2 separate regions of the Homo sapiens genome follow, and region 1 is linked to region 2. A link is a contact called in ENCODE Hi-C or POLR2A ChIA-PET data. All regions are on one chromosome and are shown on one strand. The core of a region is the stretch at or near the end of the contact, and the rest is flanking DNA. Distances in the headings are between cores, read along the strand shown.

Region 1 (2,885 bases), core at 244-2,743, 300 kb after region 2:
TACTTCCTAGACTGTGAGACCACAGATAAAAAAAACACTCTGGGGTCTCAGTTTCTTCACCTGTGATTAAAAACAATCCCAATGATGTCCCAAGTTCTAGCAAATAATGAAAAATTACTCTGCAACCTCTGCCATAACTTCCAAGTATCCCGAGGCTAATCTGATCCTTTTCCCACTGAAACATGGTGGCACTCTCTGAGCAAAAGTCTTTAATTTGAAGGAAGCATCCTCCTAAATAAAGGTTCAACTACTTTGAATACGTAAAGTATTGTAGAAATCAAGGTCACACATGATTTTTATACCTTGACGTTATATGATAGCTTTCTGAAACTTTTAACTGGAAAAAATATAAAAGTTGTGCCTTTCTAACCATAAATTTTAAGAAGTAAACAAAAGAATATATGAATACATAAGCCTTAGTCACATATAAACACCTATACTACATACTTTGGTGGGGTTTTTTTGCACTAGTGCTTGCTTTCAGAAGAAAAGTGCCAGCAGAGTCTTCCTCAGTTGTCTTGAGACTGTGGTTACCCTATTTCTAATAAACAAGGCAGCTTCCTGTCTCTGGCTTCTCATTGCTAAATCAGGGTTGAATTCTGGCAGCTTTCATAGCCCTGACCCCTGAGTGCACCCATGTTAAAGAGTGTCTGCTTTGCTTCATTCCTTATTGTAAAAAACGACTCATCATGGAGCACCTCTTGTTTTAAAATCTTGCTTTTCATCAGTGAAGCTCAAAATGAGTTAATTTCTTACACTCAAAACTTAGTCTCTCATTTTCTCTATATTTGTCTCTATTTGGTTGATGTATCTGGACTTTTTCTAAGTCTCTAAAGGGATGAAGCTGTGTACACTTTTAGATCGTTTCGGAAGTGGTTAAAACAGCATCCTGTAGATGATTTTATGATCAATCAAGTATTCATTTATGCTTTTCTCTTAAGCATCTTTAGTGACTGAGCCCATAAGGCAAGAGTTCATAGTCAGACAATTAAAATGCACTTCATGTTACAAAACAATTTTTTTAAACAAGTGATAGAACTTGTTCTTAAGGGCTTAAAAATGCAATTTACAAGTATTTTCTTCCACTTTGGGGTTGTTCTGAAGTAATTTACTGTGCAGCATGATATTCAATTTGTCTTCAATATGCTGATAAATTATCTATAAATCTGTCTTTGTTTTGCTTGTAATCTCTTACAGAGCTGTGTCAGCAAAGGGCATCCTTTGCATTTCTGACCCTTTTGTGTTAAAAAAGAAAAACGAAAAAATCCATCTAGCTCTAGAAACAAAAGATTTCATCTCCAGCTTTTCACCATCACCATTTTCCTAACCCACAGGAACCTATTTTGTTGGATGGTTGGTCCCTTGACAATGAGACCCCACTTGAAATAACCTGAAAAGGCTAGAGATCCTCTTCACCCACTTTCTGTGTGGGCCATTACACAAGCCCTCATGCTTCCCAGAGATGTCAGAGCCCCAGCCGGTGTGAAATGGTGATGCTGTCAGTCAGCAGGAAAATTTTTTGCTTCGGAAAAACCTCTCTCTCCGAGCTTCCTCTGTGCCGCACCTCCAGCTGCCTCGGTGCACCATGTCAGGGTGCTAAAATAGCTCAGGCTTGATGACTTCACTAGTTCTCACAAACAGGCCAGTTGGCAGAACTCTAATGCAGTCTGCTCCTGAGTGGAAGACATTTTTTTTTCTCCCCACCATCCTCTAATATGAATACTTAGTTTCATTTTGACTCTGGAAGAAGTCTCCTTTCTGGGAGTCAATTCAGCACAAACTTAATGCAAACGTTTCAAAATGCTTTAAGGAGGCTTGAACTAAAGAGCTACCCTAAAGCCAATACCATGCATTCAGACTGCACTATTATTTCCTATGCTAACCTTCAAGGACATCAAAACTGCTAGGTAAATTAACCTTATTTAACAACCTTCATATTTCATTTATCTTAGGGCCAAATATCTTCCTCAAGAATAGTATTAATAACTGATAATCAGCCAAGATTTTAATGTCTTATTTCTCAGGTTTACTCCTTTCCCACAAGTAAGGAGGTCAACAGAAAATATCAAAGTAAAAATTAACTACCACTACATGTACTCAGCATAAAATGACAGGGGGCCTTTAAAGGCAATGTCCTGTAATCACAGCAAACTTTAGTGATTAATACTCAAATAGATTTGAAATTTTTTTTACAGTATAAGGTACTCATGCACTAAAAAAGGTGTTCTGTATTAGACTACCAAATTTTATTTTAGTATTTATAATTTTCCCTTATAGTTTTTCACTTCCTTTTGTAATTACCACATACTAGCAAAAAAATACTGCAAGAAAACTAGAACTTTCTGATGTTCCAGTTTCCTAATTCAGTGCTGTGCCCAAGCTGCCCTTTGATTCCAAAAGACAGCATTTAGATTAACTGCTTCAGTGCCCTGTGGACACAAAATTTATGCCCAAAGAAGAAGCTTCCATATGATTCTATAGACATGAGCTAATAAAATAATTTGGTTCACTGGTTTAAGATGGTTCCTCTAAAAGGGGTGCAATATCCCTGTCCCCAAAAGAGGAAAAAAATCACAAACATTCTATTCCCAGCACCCCTCAGTTCCTCTCACTATCTGTCCATTACAAACAGCATCTAAATACCACTGCCATCTTGCAATGGTGATGATGGAAAACCACCCCTCTCCATCACCAAGAAAAACATCACAGGGATTCTCAGAGAACACATAGGCTCATATATAACTGTATATTTTTAAAATGCATTTTACCATACAATGATTTGTTCATTCCATAAACATTTGCCTAGTACCTTGCATGTAGCAGGTATTACATATGATTTTCTACAGGCATGAACAGTGTCTTCGTGGATTTCACTCACTCAATAT
Region 2 (3,125 bases), core at 544-3,043:
TATATTTTTGTTCAAGAACTCATCAGTTAAAGAAGATCTTAGTACTCCCCAAATTAAAAAAAAAAAAAATCCTGGATATTTAAGGCTATGGCAAGGAAAAAAAAAATCACTGAGTTCGTTGTAATCCCCAAAACTAATGTAACAGATTCATTAACTGTGGAAATCTTCATGAGGAGTTGAAGTTGGTATCTGAGAAATATCTGGGTCTATGTACCTTCGAAAAAAAGGAAAACATTCTTTAAAATAGGTAAGAGTTTATAATCTTGGGAACTTAGATCATATCTGTCAAAAAAAAAAGTTACACTCAGGGTTTTTGGTGAATGAAGAGTTTGGGCTGGAAAGGAACTCTATCAATATTTATTTCGAACTGTCCAGAGGAAAGGAAGACCGCATAGTCCAGTTAGCAGGTATGTACTCTGTATAGAGAAGTAGGACTAATTCTCTTAATTTTAACATAAGCCCTATTAAAGTTTCCCGTAAGACCTACAAATACTCATATTAGACTGTATACTCACCAAGGAAACTTTTGATTATTCATTCGATTGCCCCGGACCCTTGATACTGGGGACGGATGTACCCTGTAGACAGAGAAGAATAATCCAGTCATTGAAAAAGCATATTCCCAATTGCAAATTTAAAAAAATGGCATGTTTTATAAATAATTTCTTTTAGAATTGCTTAATACAAAATCCCCAGAACTTGAACCCCTCTTAGTAAATGATGCAATTAAATTCCTACGCCTGCAAATCTGTGGTCCTTTTTTCCTTCTTAACCACTCTCAAGACAACAGGTCTGTCATAATGTTCACTCTGAAGACTCCCAGAGGCAGGACTGATGCATTCATTCAGTCCAACAAAAGTGACTGAATACCTAACCCTTGCCAGGTACAAGGGTGGGTAAAAGTTATCTAAGGTATGGTGCCTGAGTTCAGTGAGCCCTCTTTGTACCTGTTCCCATGAGGGTGGGCACAAAGAGGTGTCTAAGTGCCCTCTCCTTCACTCTACCACATTTAAAACTCTAGGAAGCAAACAACGTTATTCAAATGTGCTGTGACAGAATCTGCAGGCACAGGGAAGGAAGGAAGGGTGAACAGGTACTCCTAGGAGGAGTACATTCTGGAAGTGATGTGCTACACTGGACTTTGAAGAAAGTAAAGTCAATTCAAAATTTTAGCCAGATAAAGGAGAAGTGAAGAATATATTGCTTTCCAAGCTTCCAGGATTGGACTTATCCACTGGAAACAGCTTAAAGCTTCCGGGAACTGCTGTTATCTTCTAATCAAAGCCTAGCTAGTAAACCTCCGCCTCTTTGTGGGTCACTAACCGGCAAAACAATACGCCCTACTTCCGGCTGCCAGCTTCCTGTTATGGTCTGTCTTTAGCCAGGATTTGTGAGATCCAAGCAGTCTTAGCTTGTATTACCTTCACCCTTTATGCTTCATACATTGCTCTTATTTACAAGAAAAAAAATGGGGATATAAAACTGGTCTTAAAGTCCAGTTAGAACCAAGGTTTGTAAGAAACCCAGTTCTCTGTAGTTGTTTAATAAGTGAAAATCATTCCAAAACAGATAATGCAGTTCCAGCCCCGCCTAAGGGCCAACTGCAGTCTTTCCCTAAACCCAGAGCCAGACTGCACTTTGCACTCGGAAGGCTTATTTCTTCCAACATCCCTTATTAACATTCTTTTCCTCACAGCGCTTCTCAATGGCTGCTGCAGCTGAGCTGCTCAGCACAGATTTTCTGCTCGGCATGGGGGAGGGGGTGTTAATTATGCAGAAAGATGGAGAGAGGCCAGACAGCCCCTCTGGTGAACTGTCTCATTCAAGCACGGCCCACTTCCTGCTGTTTTGCAGCTACAAGGATCACCTGTTGGTCTCGGCGTCCAGCCAAACTGGGGCCTAGTGGAAATGACAGACTCAGCTAGAAATGAAAGCCAGTTCATAATCCAGTATCCTAAATTGGACAAAGAGGGGGAAAACGCAATAATAGTACATAAAAATTATACGAAAGGCAGCAAGCGTAATTTTTTCCTCTTTTATTCTTTTACTTTTTTACTTTCTGTCTGCTTGAAATACAATCCTTAAAATGGATATTTGAGCCAAAAAAGTTCTCCCCAGTTAAAGCCCCCTGACCTAAGAGGAAGTGCAGGAAATTCTCCTGAACTTTCCCTATACCCTCACTGGGGTATCAGAATCCTAACTATTTAAATAAAGTTTAATCAGCCCCAAATACTCACAGTTCTTTAATTTGTTCTCTATCTTTTACACATTTACTTTTTATATTGTCCCCTCCTTAACCCTAGGAGTACAAAGAAACTATTTCATCATGAAAATTCCACTGGGTGAAGTTTAATGACAGAAGTATTCTCTTATTGATGCTGTTTATTGCATATATTAGTGAAGAAAAAGAGAGTCTGTTTAATCCATAATTACAACATTGTCTAGGTATTTGTATCTTTTAGGAAAATTTCACTGATCCATAGATCAAATACTGCAAATGGAGAATTTCTATAATGGTTTAGCAGTCTCAGGAAAAGAATTCCTTAGGAAAGTCTTTGGAAAAGAAGTCCTGATTGTGTATATGAACAAATAATTACAAGGTTTCCTAAATTAAAAAGGTAAATCAACAAAGCTTTATTTCTGTCCTCAAAGGGAATAAGTACACTGATAACTTGGCACATACTTCATCTGATAAAGTAGACCATAAGCCTTGCACTTCACCAACCCCCTATATATTATTTCTTCAAAAGGATATGGCATGTTTTTTTGAGCTCAGTCTTTAACCTGTGACACTTTTTGCCATCTTCTGCCTTCTTTCCACATATAGAAGCCAGGCAGGTAGCAACGTCAAAACCTCTGTAGGAGAAACCACCACCTAATCTGCATGTCATGCATTATTCATGACCTCCTGATTCTTGCACCTGCATCTAGGCAGGAAGCTTGCAGGGAATGTTCATTATTCTTCCCTTAGCCTCACACAGGCTCGATTACTGCTAAGCCACTTTGTTCTGTAACTAAGGGGTTCAGGCCTTAGTACTAACTGCTGGATGTGGAAAGAAAAAACACCACGCTGAACAAAAGGGCAATCTTGGTTGTTGTGTAACATGTATTGAATGTGCTCTTCT

What was found. A loop is a pair of places that touch in the nucleus more often than their neighbours do. ChIA-PET counts read pairs that join two places held with the same protein, here RNA polymerase II (POLR2A). Pooled maps may share reads with other maps.
Region 1: a loop to region 2 is called in a map of CD8-positive, alpha-beta T cell, with 2.1 times the contacts of the local background. The contact joins two enhancer-like sites. A Hi-C loop is called at or near these places in 4 of 168 maps with a recorded cell type or tissue (CD4-positive, alpha-beta T cell, CD8-positive, alpha-beta T cell and naive thymus-derived CD4-positive, alpha-beta T cell), 2 of 37 single-sample maps with no recorded cell type and 12 of 50 pooled maps. POLR2A ChIA-PET finds 5 or more read pairs at or near these places in 4 of 52 experiments (CD4-positive, alpha-beta T cell, CD4-positive, alpha-beta memory T cell, CD8-positive, alpha-beta T cell and 1 more).

The regions. Positions count from the first base shown.
Region 1 is chr13:74,061,523-74,064,407 of GRCh38, forward strand. The region is part of intron 1 of KLF12 (KLF transcription factor 12); the gene reads right to left. Among named protein-coding and RNA genes, the nearest start is that of KLF12, 71 kb to the right of the region's middle. Within about 2 kb of position 1,494, at least 22 of the 41 ENCODE cell types and tissues checked have a DNase peak (open chromatin) inside an H3K27ac peak, as active enhancers do; they include CD4-positive, alpha-beta T cell and CD8-positive, alpha-beta T cell, where a contact is called at or near this core.
Region 2 is chr13:73,764,423-73,767,547 of GRCh38, forward strand. KLF12 (KLF transcription factor 12) reads right to left here. Exons shown (of 8, transcript NM_001400136.1): 6 at 516-578. Among named protein-coding and RNA genes, the nearest start is that of LINC00393, 100 kb to the left of the region's middle. RefSeq lists enhancers at 1,569-2,069, 3,063-3,125. Within about 2 kb of position 1,794, at least 33 of the 41 ENCODE cell types and tissues checked have a DNase peak (open chromatin) inside an H3K27ac peak, as active enhancers do; they include CD4-positive, alpha-beta T cell and CD8-positive, alpha-beta T cell, where a contact is called at or near this core.